2 separate regions of the Homo sapiens genome follow, and region 1 is linked to region 2. A link is a contact called in ENCODE Hi-C or POLR2A ChIA-PET data. All regions are on one chromosome and are shown on one strand. Each heading gives the region's core, a stretch centred on a gene start or an enhancer-like site at or near the end of the contact. The rest is flanking DNA. Distances are from core to core; before and after follow the strand shown.

Evidence for each region. A loop is a pair of places that touch in the nucleus more often than their neighbours do. ChIA-PET counts read pairs that join two places held with the same protein, here RNA polymerase II (POLR2A). Pooled maps may share reads with other maps.
Region 1: a pooled map shows a loop between it and region 2 (3-fold over the local background). The contact joins two enhancer-like sites. A Hi-C loop is called at or near these places in 1 of 50 pooled maps. POLR2A ChIA-PET finds 5 or more read pairs at or near these places in 2 of 52 experiments (GM12878 and activated naive CD4-positive, alpha-beta T cell).

What each region holds. Positions count from the first base shown.
Region 1 is chr3:58,112,118-58,119,130 of GRCh38, forward strand. It overlaps FLNB (filamin B), which reads left to right. Exons shown (of 46, transcript NM_001457.4): 18 at 32-201; 19 at 6,755-6,872. Among named protein-coding and RNA genes, the nearest start is that of FLNB-AS1, 55 kb to the right of the region's middle. RefSeq lists a silencer at 4,226-4,375. Within about 2 kb of position 5,539, at least 23 of the 41 ENCODE cell types and tissues checked have a DNase peak (open chromatin) inside an H3K27ac peak, as active enhancers do; they include GM12878, where a contact is called at or near this core.
Region 2 is chr3:57,667,700-57,674,697 of GRCh38, forward strand. It overlaps DENND6A (DENN domain containing 6A), which reads right to left. Exons shown (of 20, transcript NM_152678.3): 2 at 4,701-4,739; 3 at 4,557-4,599. Among named protein-coding and RNA genes, the nearest start is that of DENND6A, 22 kb to the right of the region's middle. Within about 2 kb of position 3,658, at least 7 of the 41 ENCODE cell types and tissues checked have a DNase peak (open chromatin) inside an H3K27ac peak, as active enhancers do; they include GM12878, where a contact is called at or near this core.

The DNA of each region.
Region 1 (7,013 bases), core at 4,289-6,788, 450 kb after region 2:
TGTCTCCTCACTTCACAGTATATCTTTCCAGGTGTGGAAAATGGGAAACCGACCCACTTCACTGTCTACACCAAGGGGGCTGGGAAAGCCCCGCTCAACGTGCAGTTCAACAGCCCTCTTCCTGGCGATGCAGTGAAGGATTTGGATATCATCGATAATTATGACTACTCTCACACGGTTAAATATACACCCACCCAACAGGTAGGGTCCTTCTCCCCTCTGCTCCCCTGGCCCCCAGCCAGGCCCCTTTCTATGCAGTCGGTGCTGGGTCACTGTGGACACCAAGGGGTGTGAGAGGTGCTCTGCCAAAGTGCTCCCTGATGGGAGGCAGCTCCTGGCACTTTGAACCCCTCTGGGAGCACCTATAGGAAGCCCAATGGGTTCTATCAGGTGAACTGCAGAATTCCCCAAAAGCAAGCAGGAAGCTGGTCCCATATCTCCACCTTTGGTTTGCATTTTATCAGAGAAATGCTCAGTTCTTGATATTCAGGCCCTAATATCTATCTTTCTGTTACACATGTGCACACATGTGCACACACACACACATACACACACACACGTGCATTCCCTCGCGGCCTCACCAGCTGCCTTTTAGTCTTTTCATTAATTACCCACAGAAAAAGAGCTGCTACACCTTTGTGTTTCCTTCCTGGTCCTTTTAGCTTAGTTTACCCTTTTTATGAGGTGTTGGAATGAGGTCTTTTCTCAAAGAGCCAGTTCAGCCTTTCGTCCCTAAGGCCCAGCACACTATTTAGGGCAGCAAATTATTCCCCTTTACAAAATGCAGGATTTCACATGTGATCTTACCATCTAGGCTGGCTTACTCTGATTATTTCAGGCCATAAGGGCCTTAAAACTGCCTCTCTGTACAAGTTAATGTTTATTTGTTTAAAAACATTAAAAAAAATTTGTATCGTGGTAAAATACACATAACACAAAATTTACCGTCTTAACCATTTTTAAGTGTATAGTTCATTAGTGTTAAGTGCATTCATTATGTCGTGCACCCATCACCACCATCCATCTCCATAATTCTTTACATCTTGTAAAACTGAAGCCCTGTATCCATTATATTTGTTTAAAATTTTGTTTCGCTTCATGTTCACACCTCTGGGGTCTGGAGAGCAGACATCCTGGCAGAAAAGTCTGGATTTTAATACTTAAGCCTAGTGTTCGAAGTGGTTGTTCCAAGCCTCTGAGATTCCTTTATTCTTAAGGGAAATGATCCTGCTGTGTTTGAAATGCCATTTGTAGGAGAAGAAGGGCAACGCTTTCTGCAGAAGCACTGCTCAGAAGCCTTGCTCCCGTCTGGGTCCTCTCAGCGAGGAGCAGTCAAGAGTCAAGTGGGGAAGAAAGAGGATTATAGTGAGGAAGGGGTCATGGTGTAACTGTCCCCTGAGTTTGGGGGCTGCACTCCCTTGGAGATGGAATCCTTACTGTGAGAACATCCCTGCAGTGGGAGGGATTCCCTGGGCGAAGGGATTCTGTGTGTCGTGTTATAAATGTGGCCCCTTACATCCAGGCTTGCTGCTGTTTGTGCTTTCTTCCCCAAATTTTTATTTTTATTTATTTATTTTTTAGACAAAAGTCTTGCTCTGTTGCCCAAGCTGGAGTGCAGTGGCATGATCTCAGCTCACTGCAACCTCTGCCTCCCAGGTTCAAGCGATTCTCCTGCCTCAGCCTCCCGAGCAGGTGGGATTACAGGCACATGCCACCACACCTGGCTAATTTTTGTATTTTTGGTAGAGACGGGGTTTCGCCATGTTGGCCAGGCTGGTCTCCAACTCCTGGGCTGAGGCAATCCTTTCACCTCAGCCTCCAAACCTGCGGATATTACAGGCATGAGCCACTGCGCCTGACCTCAGTATTTGTCTTTTTGTGACTGATTTATTTTTCTTCCTATATGTCCTCCATGTTGTAGCACGTGTCAGAACTTCATTCCTTTTCGAGGCTGCATTCCACTGTATGTATATATGTTTTGCTTCTCTCTTCGTCTGTTTTTTGTTTGTTTTTTCTTGAGACTCGCTCTGTTCCTCAAGCTGGAGTGGCACTGTCTCGGCTCACTGCAACCTCTGTCTCCTGGGTTCAAGTGATTGTCCTGCCTCAGCCTACCGAGTAGCTGGAAGTACAGGCACGTGCCACCATGCCCAGCTAATTTTTGTATTTTTAGTATAGATGTTTCACCATGTTGGCCAAGGTTTCACCATGGGGTTTCACCATGTTGGCCAGGCCGGTCTTGAATTCCTGATCTCAGGTGATCTGCCCACCTCAGCCTCCGAAAGTGCTGGGATTATAGGCATGAGCCACCGCGCCCGGCCATCTTCATTTGTTGAAGAACATTTGGGTTGCTTCCGTCTTTTGTCTGTTGTGAATAATGCTGGGTGTACAAATATCTCTTTGAGTCTCTGCATTTAATTCTTGTGATTATAAACCCGAAATGGAATTGCTGGATCATATGGAAATCTCTTTTTAATTTTTTGAGAAACTACTATACTGTATTCCACAGTGGCTGCACTACTTTACAGTCCTGCCAACAGCATGCAAGGGTCCTGGTTTCTCCACATCCTTGCTAACATTTGTTTTTTTTCTGTTTTTTTTTTTTGTTGTTGTTGTTGTTGTTGATAGTGACCATCCTGTTGAGTGTAAGATGGTGTCTTATTGTGGTTTTGATTTGCATTTTCCTAATGATTAGTGATGCTGATCATCTTTTCATGTGCTTATTGGTCCTTTGCATATTTTCTTTGGAGAATTATCTACTTGCCCATTTTTATATCAACCTTCTTAATTTTATGTTGAGTTTTAGGAATTCTCCATGTATTCTGGATATTAGTTCCTTATCAGATAAATGATTTGCAAATATATTCTCTCACTCCTTGGTTTGCCTTTTCACGCCGTTAACAGTTCTCGTGTGCAGGTTATAAACGCGGCTTCTTATCTCCAGACTTGCTCTTCCTGTGCTTTAAAATAAAAAATCCAAAACAAAACATTCATTATTAGTAATGATAAAACTAACACTTTTATAGATAGAGCATTCTTTTCTCATCAGGCCACTCAATAGTAAGTAGGTAATTATTTTCCTGCTGATGGTTCTGAGGGTTGGTGGGAGCCTTACTACTGGGTGCACCACGCTGAATCTTCTTTGTTGCCAAATTCTCCATATTCTTTAGGAGAAAGCACCAGAAAGCCATAGCTGTCTGCGTACAATGACTGGGATCACAAGGCCATGACGTCTTCTAAAAACATTTTGTGACTTCTGCTTTATTCTATGTCTATATGCCTTTTAGTGTTTTGGCTGAGCCGTTAGAAAGTAAGTTGCAGATATCAGGACAGGGTCAGGGTTTGACCTGCATCCTTGGAAAGGACTGCAGAACCCAGTACCCCAGACGTCCCCTGCTGCTGGTTGAGGCAGAAGTGGAGATTAGGAGCCTAGGTCCGGTTTTGTCCCCTTTGAAGTAATGCTGGAGTGGGAGGCTCCTTACTTCAGAGTCACCCCAAGGTCACATTCATCCAGTTCTCTGATAGCAGCAGGTTTGAGAACTGCTGCCATGCTGAGTACTCACTTAGGGCTTTGTGTCCGGATGCTCCCAGGATGCATTCAAGGAGCCGGGTGGGCCTTGGTGGCGGTCGTTGCCACCAAGTGGCAACATCCAAGCTGCTTGAAGCCACCCACAACCCCACAACCAAGAGAAGAGAAGACCAAAGTCCTCAGGTAAATCACAAGTGTGAATGACTTGCAGGGTGGCACTGGGGTCCTTCTTGTTGTTTGTTGCTTGGAGCTGGGTTTATTGTTTCATTATTTGGGCAACTTGCAATTCTGCCTATTTTTCTATGGCAAAGAACACATTAAATCTCTCCTTAGATTGAATTTCCTTCCCACCCCCACCCCCAGCACAGAGCCTGGCCCTATAAGTGCTCTGTGTGGATTAATGGCTGTGAGTGAGCGAATAAATGACATGGCGCCTGGATTCACAAGCGGAGATGGCCTAAGAACGTTGTAATCTGGTAGAGGAGTGATGCCAACACCTCCTCATTCTCCTTTGAACTCTGTTTTCTGAAGAGCAGCTAAAAGCTCAAGACTGGGCTAAGGAAGTGTGCCCTTGGATGTGGTTAAGAGACCTGGGTCAGCCCAGAAAGCCACCCCCTGACACGGGGGAGGGAGCATACTTTGAGGGCTGACACCCACAGGCACACCTTCTCATGGTAGTTTTAGGGTATAACAGGCTGGAAATCCCCAGAAAGGTGGCTGCTTGGGCATGGGTGTGTCCTGGCCTGGTGTGGGCGCTTCCCCCTCAGAACACAGGCTGTGCCACGTGGGGAGCCGAGGTCCTGCCTGAGTAACCCAGGTCCCTGATTGCTGGTTTTGCTCCCTGACACCTGCAGGCCTGCCACTCCACCTCGCAAAGTCCCTGAGTGACAGCTTGCAGGTGCTTGCCTGCCTGGGGTGGATGAGTGATGTGGATGGCTGTAGGATCCTGTGAGTCCCTTGAGGATGCAAAAGTAGAGCGCGTTTTGCCTTAGAGGAATGGACTTGTTGGCTTGGGGCTTGAGGACCCTCCCAGAGGTCAAAGACTCGGTTTTATAGAAGGGAAGTGATTTCCCTGAGGACTTTGGTCTTCTCTTCTCTTGGTTGTGGGTGGCTTCAAGCAGCTTAAATTTCTCACCGCACGTTCCCCTGCGCAGAGCAGTTTGAGAAGCTGGTGGCAATGTCTCCATTACGTGCTGTGCTGGGAGCCACTAGGATTGGGGACCACTCCATGTAGTACTCTGGCACCTTTAGAAATCCCTGTGAGCTCACAGACCCTCACAGAGTAACAGCTTCTACCTTGAAATGTTCTTAACGTGGTGGTCCTGGCTGCTCCTGGAGGGCCCTAAAAGGGATGGTGCTGAGGGTGGCTCTCTCAGTCCCATCCTCTTCTGAGCTGTCTGGTCAGTGTCTTGTGTATGTATATTTTGAAGAATAAGATTCAGGTTTCAGAAGCATGTAGAGGAGAGTGAAACTGTCTTGCAGCCTGCGAAGTCGTGGCGAAATGCACTGGCCATCACTACCCAGACATCCCTCACTTCATAGCCCTGTTGGGGAATAAACACAGTCCATTCCTTAGTTGGGGCCTCAGGGGACACTTTAAAATGCTGTAGGCATTGTAGGTGTAAATCTCCGAGATTTTTTCCCTCCCCCTTCTTAGGTTATTTAAGGTACAGTTCATTTTCTATCTGAGTTTTTGTTTTGTTTTTGACTGGTAACAAGAGCATACTTTCTTTTATGGGATGGGTGGGCTTAACTGGAAGAGGGTTTTTCCCTCTCTTTTTTAGCACTTCAGAGAAGAGGCCAGAAAACTTTATGCGGGTGAGGGAGGAGGTATCCCCAAGACCTCTGGTTAGCCTGAGGTCTGCTTAGTGAGCCCCTGAATTGTTAGGGGCTGTGGGGAAACGGAAGCTCGGGAAGAGTTGGCACGTTGGGAATGCCACGTTGGCTGAAGTAGCGAGTCAGTCCTGCCTTAAACAGTACAAAAAGGAGACCTTTCCTGCCCCTTGGCTGGCTCCCAGCTCTGTTGAATTTGACCTGTACACATTTTACCAGGAAATGTTGTTCACATGAGGCAGGGGGCCAATTGGTTTTGTGTGCAGTGCTTAAAAATGCTGGAAAATTAATCCTCTCTTCATTGATGCAACCAGTTTTTTTTTTTTTTTCTTGGCCTTTACCCCCTTCCTTATTACAAAAGGAATGTGACAAAATATACATAGGCCAAATGCTACACCCTTTTAACACTTGATCAGCAACAGCTTTCAGCAGGGCCTGCATTCCAGCAAGGCTGCTGGATTCTTGGGGGGAACTCGTCTCTCCCTCACACTTTCCTGTTACATTATGCCTGGCCGATTGTGGTGAAGGGGATCTTGATCTACTGAGACAGCCATGAGATTTCTTGGAGCCTCGATTTGGAGGGAGGGAACTTGGCCAACCATGGAGAGAAGAAGCCGGCTGTGTGCCAGCCTGGAACCGGCGAGAGGAGAGAAATGGCGCACACATGGCTATCGCGTGCCACCCGGCCACCCGTGAGGGTGCCTGCCAATCCTGCAAGCACCATCTGCCTTCACACTTGCAATTTTATTTTCTTTCACATGGAAATGGAAGTTCAGATATTGTGCGATGGTCTTAGCACAGGTCTAGGTGAACTCTTGCAAATCCCTGTTGCAGCCTGGGGGCCTCAAACTGATTCCTAGGACAGAAATGGTTCTGTTTGGTGAGTGGCCCCAGGCCCAGCTGCACTGGCTGGCACTGGGTATGATGATGGGGAGGTGGTGTGGCAGAGCAGCTAGGACACAGATTTGGGGGCCATGGGTATGAGGCCCAGCTCGCACCCTTACCAAGGTGTGTGACTTGGGGCACGTTCCTTTACCAGTCTGAGCCACAGTTTCCTCTCCTGAAAAAATGAGATGACAGTAGGAACTACCCCTTAGGACTGTTTTGATCTTGAATTGAGGAAATGCATAAAAGCACATAGCATGGTGCTTGGTGTGTAGAAAATGCTCATTAAGTTGCTTCTGTTATTATTAGCTGCTCTTATTTGATCTAATTTTTCTGTTATTCTTGCCTTGTGGTCAAAAGCTAGAAGAAATAGATCTAAGATACTTTCTACATTGATTGGAATCAAGTCTCCCCTGTCCGTGAGAAGAATGAGGGATCTTGAGGGGATTTTAAATGCCAAGTTAGCTTTTTGGTACCCAAAGGTAAACTGAGTTTTCTCTCTTGTTCCAGGGCAACATGCAGGTTCTGGTGACTTACGGTGGCGATCCCATCCCTAAAAGCCCTTTCACTGTGGGTGTTGCTGCACCGCTGGATCTGAGCAAGATAAAACTCAATGGGCTGGAAAACAGTAAGTGCCTGAATGGAGAGCAGATGGGTTGTTGATGACCCCCCAACGTGGCTGCTGGTTAGATTTTCTTCAAAAGGTGAAATTTGCAGAGAAGCAAATTCTATGTTAAGAGACTTTGCAGTTGCACAGACTTTGGTTCGA
Region 2 (6,998 bases), core at 2,408-4,907:
AACCAAATAAATATGCAAGTTGAGAATATATATTTAGAAACTTTCATAGCAACTTGATATTGCTGTAATAAATTTGGACTTTTAGACCAGACACAGTGGCTCACGCCCGTAATCCCAGCACTTCAGAAGGCCAAGGCAGGTGGATCTCCTGAGGTCAGGAGTTTGAGACCAGCCTGGCCAACACGGTGAAACCCCATCTCTACTAAAAATATAAAAATTAGCCGGATGCGGTGGCAGGCACCTGTAATCCCAGCTACTCAGGAGGCTGAGGCAGGAGAATTTCTTGAACACAGTAGGCAGAGGTTGCAGTGAGCCGAGATCACACCACTACCTCCAGCCTGGGCAACAGAGCAAGACCCTATCTCAAAAAAAAAAATTAGACTTTTATTTTACATTTCTTTTTTTTCCTCATTTCATTTTATTTTTCTAACAATTCAATTAAATTGTTTTTCAAAAATATTGGTCCATAACTGACTGGAAATATTAAAAACCCCAACTGGCCCTTCAACACGGTATGAGAAGTGCTGCTTTAGCAACTGGGAAGTGTAAAGCACATGATGATGTCCCTGCTGTCTACAAAGAAGAAATGTGTTGAGACGAATATTGTCTGCATGTCAAGTCCATCCAGAACAAGGAGGATTAATGTTTCCCTCAGATTCATCATTGCTTCAAACTCTCTCTACTAATGCTGAGTTTTTTTCTCTGGACATGTTTAAAATACAGTGACTTCTGTCCTTGGGCACTCATCACAGCTTAAGCCTCAGGAACACCTACATCCAGATGATGTTAATGGTAAATGATAAGGAAAAAAACACTGGACAAATATTTATCAGAGGGAAGGCCCTCTTTAAACTTAGGCTCCTAAAGATAAAAGCCATTCAAATGAAACAAAAAACTGAAACCTAAAAAACCAACCAAACAAAGCTTTTTTAAAGTCAGGAGAATCTAAGGTGGCGGAGGGGCGGGGAAGGGCAAACGATTCCAATCTCAAAAGCATTTTTATCTGTGTCATTTTTTCATCCAGTCTAACATGCTGTTTAAGTGGGTATACAATGGAAATAAAGGCTTGATTTATGTCTCTTTCCTAAAGACTGCTCTACTGTGTCTGGACTTTCTTCTACAGCAATTAAAGGTTATCCTGGGAAATAACAAATTCATTTCAAAGTTGGTACAGTAATCCTTTTTTTTCTTGAGATGGAGTCTCACTCCGTCGCCCAGCCTGGAGTGCAGTGGCACAATCTCGGCTCACTGCAACCTCAGCATCCCTGATTCAAGAGATTCTCCTGCCTCAGCCTCCTGAGTAGCTGGGACTACGGGCACACACCACCACGCCCAGCTAATTTTGTATATTCAGTAGAGATGGGGTTTCACCATGTTGGCCAGGCTGGTCTCGAATTCCTGATCTCAAGTTATCTGTCCGCCTCAGCCTCCCAAAGTCCTGAGATTACAGGTGTGAGCAACTGCACCCGGCCTCCAATTTTCATTTAATAAACACATAAAAAAACCAAACTGTATGGATAACTACAACTGAAAATAGCAATTTCAAATATTTACAAAACATATAGTCTCTTGCTACCTAGGACAATGATGATCTGTTAAGACAGCAAAGTGCCTGCTTTCAGGTCTTTTGTAGATTTTCCTTGTACCAACCATACTTCAAGTCACAAGAACCACACTTCATTTGATGTGCAGCACATAAAAAAAGCATTAAATAATATCTATGAGAAAAAAATCAGTCAGGCGTGGTAGCTCACACCTCTAATCTCAGCACTTTGGGAGGCGGAGGTGAGCGGATCACAAGGTCAGGAGATCAAGACCATCCTGGCTAACACAGTGAAACCCCATCTCTACTAAAAATGCAAAAAATTAGCCAGGCGTGGTGGTGGGCACCTGTAGTCCCAGCTACTCGGGAGGCTGAGGCAGGAGAATGGCGTGAACCCGGGAGGCAGAGCTTGCAGTGAGTGGAGATCGCGCCACTGCGCTCCAGCCTGGGCAACAGAGCGAGACTCCATCTCAAAAAAAAAGAAAAGAAAAAAAATCAGCCGGGTGCAGTGGTTCACACCTGTAATCCCAGCACTTTGGAAGCCTGAGGCAGGCGAATCACTTGAGGTCGGGAGTTCATGACCAGCCTGGCCAACACAGTGAAACCCCATCTCTACTAAACATACAAAAATTAGCCAGGCATGGTGGCAGGCAAAGGTGTCCCAGCTACTTGGGAGGCTGAGGCAGGAGAATCACTTGAACTGGGAGGCGGAGGTTGCAGTGAGCTGCGATCGTGCCACTGCACTCCAGCCTGGGTGACAGAGCAAAACTCCATCTCAAAAAAAAAAAAAAAAAAGAAAAAAGAAAAAAAAAATCTGTAGGTCATTCATAAGCCAAAAGTACTTAAAAATTTTTTTGATAATGACACATGCAGAGGCTATAAAACTAGATATAGGCTATCTAAACACCACAGAATTAACTTCTTAGCCTTGATGTATGCATGCGGGGGACTTTTCCTCTACCATCTTAGGTTCACTAACTGGGGCCTGTGAAATAAACAGACAACAGATTAACGAGAAAAGATTTAGTTCGAATGCATACAAAGGCTTCAGAGAAAAAAAGTAAAAACCCAAAGAGGTGGTTAAACTTGGGAGCTTAGATACCATTTTAACAAAAGAAACTAAAATGCAGACAAAGGAAAAAGGATTTGGACTTCTAGGGGTGGTAATCTGTGGGAAGGTAAACATATGGGTAAAACTAATGAAAGATAAGGGTTATTTTAGCAAGGCTTATTTATGCAGAATTAAGCTGGTACCATCTCCAGTGATAAAGAGTTTTCTCTGGTGATTCAGAATTTTCTCCTCTTCCTGGTATGGGAAAGGGAAGGGGTGACACCTTCACAAAAGGAAATGTATGTCCTGCTTTTAGGCATATAGGGGGAGGGTAAAGGGCTCTTTTTGCATCTGCTGTTTCTCAGTTGCCTTCAACTCAAAATAATTCTTAAGCCAAAGTGGTATATTTGGGGGTGGTATATTCTGATCCCCTTCATGCTCATATAGAGAAGTGAAAAAGAGAGAGGAGCCATGACAACCAGCTATGATCTGAAAGAGAAGAGCATCCAGCATAATTCACTGGGATTCCATGCAGAAAGTCAGTTCATTCTGCAATCCATACAACTCAGCTTACTCTGAGACCTGGAAATCTAACCCATCACAGTATATAAGAAGTGTATGTACAGATTTTATAAGAAAAATGTTAACTGAAATGAAGATACATTCCTACAAGACCTCTGCATCATTATTTCATAAATGGGTCAAAAACACCAAAATAATTCCAGGTCAGAAAAAACCCCTTACTGGGATCTCTAAAAGGCAGTATCTAATTTACCAAGATACCACTTTTCTTTCATATAGTTCACCAAAGCTGAGTTCCAAATGGATAGGAAAAAAATTCTGGAAGCATTTATACAGAAAGGAGAAAATGCTAAAAAAAATTTTGTTTAACTGTCAAATCTCTCAAATCAGATTAAATGAACTAACTAGCACAATATTAGAAGTAACCGGCCGGGTGTGGTGGCTCACGCCTGTAATCCCAGGACTTTGGGAGGCCGAGGTGGGCAGATCACGAGGTCAAGAGATCGAGACCATCCTGGCTAACATGGTGAAACCCCGTCTCTACTAAAAATACAAAAACAAAAAATTAGCCGGGACTGGTGGCAGGCGCCTGTGGTCCCAGCTACTCGGGAGGCTGAGGTGAGAGAATGGTGTGAACCCGGGAGGCGGAGCTTGCAGTGAGCTGAGATCGCGTCACTGCACTCCAGCCTGGGTGACAGAGCGAGACTCCATCTCAAAAAAAAAAAAAGGAAGTAACCACAAAAGGAAAGAAAACTAGACTGTCTCTGCTATAGGGTTATAACTGTGTGTGGCCTGAGAAGCTAAATGTTTTGGTCACTATAAGCCAAGAAAAGCTAGTTTGAAAGTGAAACACAAGAGGTAACCTGAAGGATGTCAACGATTAGGACCACACAAAAGGAAGAGCTTGAAAGAGACTAACAAAACCAAGCTCAACAATAAACAGACCCTTGTATGTTTTTTTCTATACACCAAGCACTACGCCAAGGCTTTACCTATATTAACCCATATAAACTACTGCACGTAACTTATGGCCTTGCTTCCTAACCAAATTTATCCTGGCTTTTTTTAGGTTCACTGCTTTTACAGAGTTCCTGGTAAGCTCCCAAATTCTGAACTGAAAGTAAACTACATACTATATAAACTATTTAATACATACTCCACGAATCCCAAATATACCAATGTCGCTGATTTTCAACCTCTTCACTATTTTAAGAGTTTATTGTTCCTTGATGGTTTACCTCATCACACCATAACAGTTATTTTAAGAGTTGAAGCTACTAAAATCAACGATGACATGACTAGGCATCATTAAAATAGGAATAAAAATCATTGATCTGTTTGCAATCTAATATGCTATTTCAATCAATTTTCATACATTAACAGTATAACCAGTATTCTTAGTATAAAATTAAACAGAAACACTGTATGAAAAACAGTTACCTGAATTTGAATCTGGAAAAGACAAATAGCAAATATTGGTTTTCTGAAAAAGAAAACAAAAGTGATGTATGCTGACACATACATAATCAATAAAAACAAACAGAAATATAACAGTAAACTATACAGAGCAGTATTTTTACTTACTTCTCTGTCAGTAAGTTTGGAATGCTGAGGATAAATTACCTGGAAGAAAAGAGTTAAATTTTGTTAAACATATTATAAACATTAGTTATAAACATATTATAGGCCAGGCACGGTGGCTCACGCTGGTAATCCCAGCACTTTGGGAGCCCAAGGCAGGCGGATCACTTGAGGTCAGGTGTTTAAGACCAACCTGGCCAACATGCCGAAACCCCGTCTCTACTAAAATTACAAAAATTAGCCAGGTGTGGTGGCATGCACCTGTAGTCCCACCTACTCGGGAGGCTGAGGCAGGAGGATCACTTGAACCCGGGAGACAGAGATCGTAGTAAGCCGAGATCATGCCACTGCACTCCAGCCTGGGTGACAGAGCAAGACCCCGTCTCAAATCAAACAAACAAACAAAAAAATATATATATATAACATTAGTCTAAAATAGTAGTTGGTTATGGTCAAATCACTTTCAGAAATAGTTCACAGATGCACGGATAAAGAAAATGCAGTACATATACATAATGGGATATTATTCAGCCATTAAAAAAATGAAATCCAGGCCAGGCATATTGGCTCACACCTGTAATCTCAGCACTTTGGGAGGCTGAGACGTGCAGAGTTCAATACCAGCCTGGTCAACATGATGAAACCCCATCTCTACTAAAATACAAAAATTAGCTGGGTGTGGTGGCTCATGCTTGTAATCCCAGCTACTCGGGAGCCTGAGACATGAGAATCACTTGAACCCAGGAGACGGAGGTTGCAGTGAGCTGAGATTACGCCACTGCACTCCAGCCTGGGCGACAGAATGACATTTCGTATCAAAAAAAAAAAAAAAAAAAGAAAGAAAAAGAAAAAAAAAAAATAATGAAATCCTGTCATTTGCAACAGCATGGGTAGAACTGTTAAGTGAAATAAGCCAGGCACAGAAAGACAAATATCACATGTTCTCACTCATATGTAAGGGCTAAAAAGAGGAACTCACAGAGATAGAAAATAGAATAATGATGGTAAGTTACCAGAGGCTGGGAAGAGTAGTAAGAGTTTGAGAGGGGGGAATAAAGAACGGTTAAGGGCTACAAAAATACAATTAGATAGAAGGAATAAGATCTAGTGTTTGGTAGCACAATAGGACAACCACAGTTAAAAATAATTTATTGTGTATTTCAAAATCACTAAAGAGTAGAACTGGAATGTTCCCAACACAAAGAAATGATAAATGCTTGAAGTGATGGATATCCCAATAACTCTATTTGATCATTATACATTGCATGTCTGCATCAAAATATCACATGTACCCCATATATATGTGCAACTATTATATATCCACAATAATGAAGTTTTTTTTGTGCTTTTTTTGTTTTTGTTTTTGAGAAGGAGTTTCACTCTTGTTGCCCAGGCTTGAGTGCAATGGTGTGATCTTGGCTTACTGTAACCTCCACCTCCCAGGTTCAAGTGATTCTTCCCCTCCCGGGTTCAAGCAAATCTCCTGCCTCAGCCTCCTGAGTAGCTGGAATTACAGGCATGTGCCACCACACCCAGCCAATTTTGTATTTTTAGTAGAGATGAGGATTTCACCATGTTGGTCAGGGTGGTCTCGAAATCCTGACCTCAGGTGATCCACCTGCCTTGGCCTCCCAAAGTGCTGGGATTTCAGGCGTGAGCCACCGTGCCCAGTCAAGAATATTTTTTTAAAAATACTGGGAAGCCGGCCGGGTGCAGTGGCTCACGCCTGTAATCCCAGCACTTTGGGAGGCTGAGGTGGGAGGATCACGAGGGCAGGAGATCGAGACCATACGGTGAAACCCCGTCTCTACTAAAAATACAAAAAAATTAGCTGGGCGTGGTGGCGTGTGCCTGTAGTCCCAGCTGCTGGGGAAGCTGAGGCAGGAGAATGGCGTGAACCTGGGAGGTGGAGGTTGCAGCGAGCCAAGATCGCGCCACTGCACTCCAGCCTGGGTGACAGAGCAAGACCCCGTCTCAAAAAAAAAAAAGAAATTGGGAGGCCGAGGCAGGTGGATCACAAGGTCAGGAGTTCAAGACCAGCCTGGCCAACAAGGTAAAACCCCATCTCTACTAAAAATACAAAAATTAGCTGAACATGGTGGTACATGCCTGTAATCCCAGCTACTCCGGAGGCTGAAGCAGGAGAATTGCTTGAACCTGGACCTGTGAGGTGGAGGTAGCAGTGGGCCCAAGATCGTGCCACTGCACTCCAGCCTGGGCTACAGAGCAAGACTCTTATCTCAAAAAATAAATAAATAAGATAAAATAAATAAATAACTAGTTCTGCAGCACTATTCACAA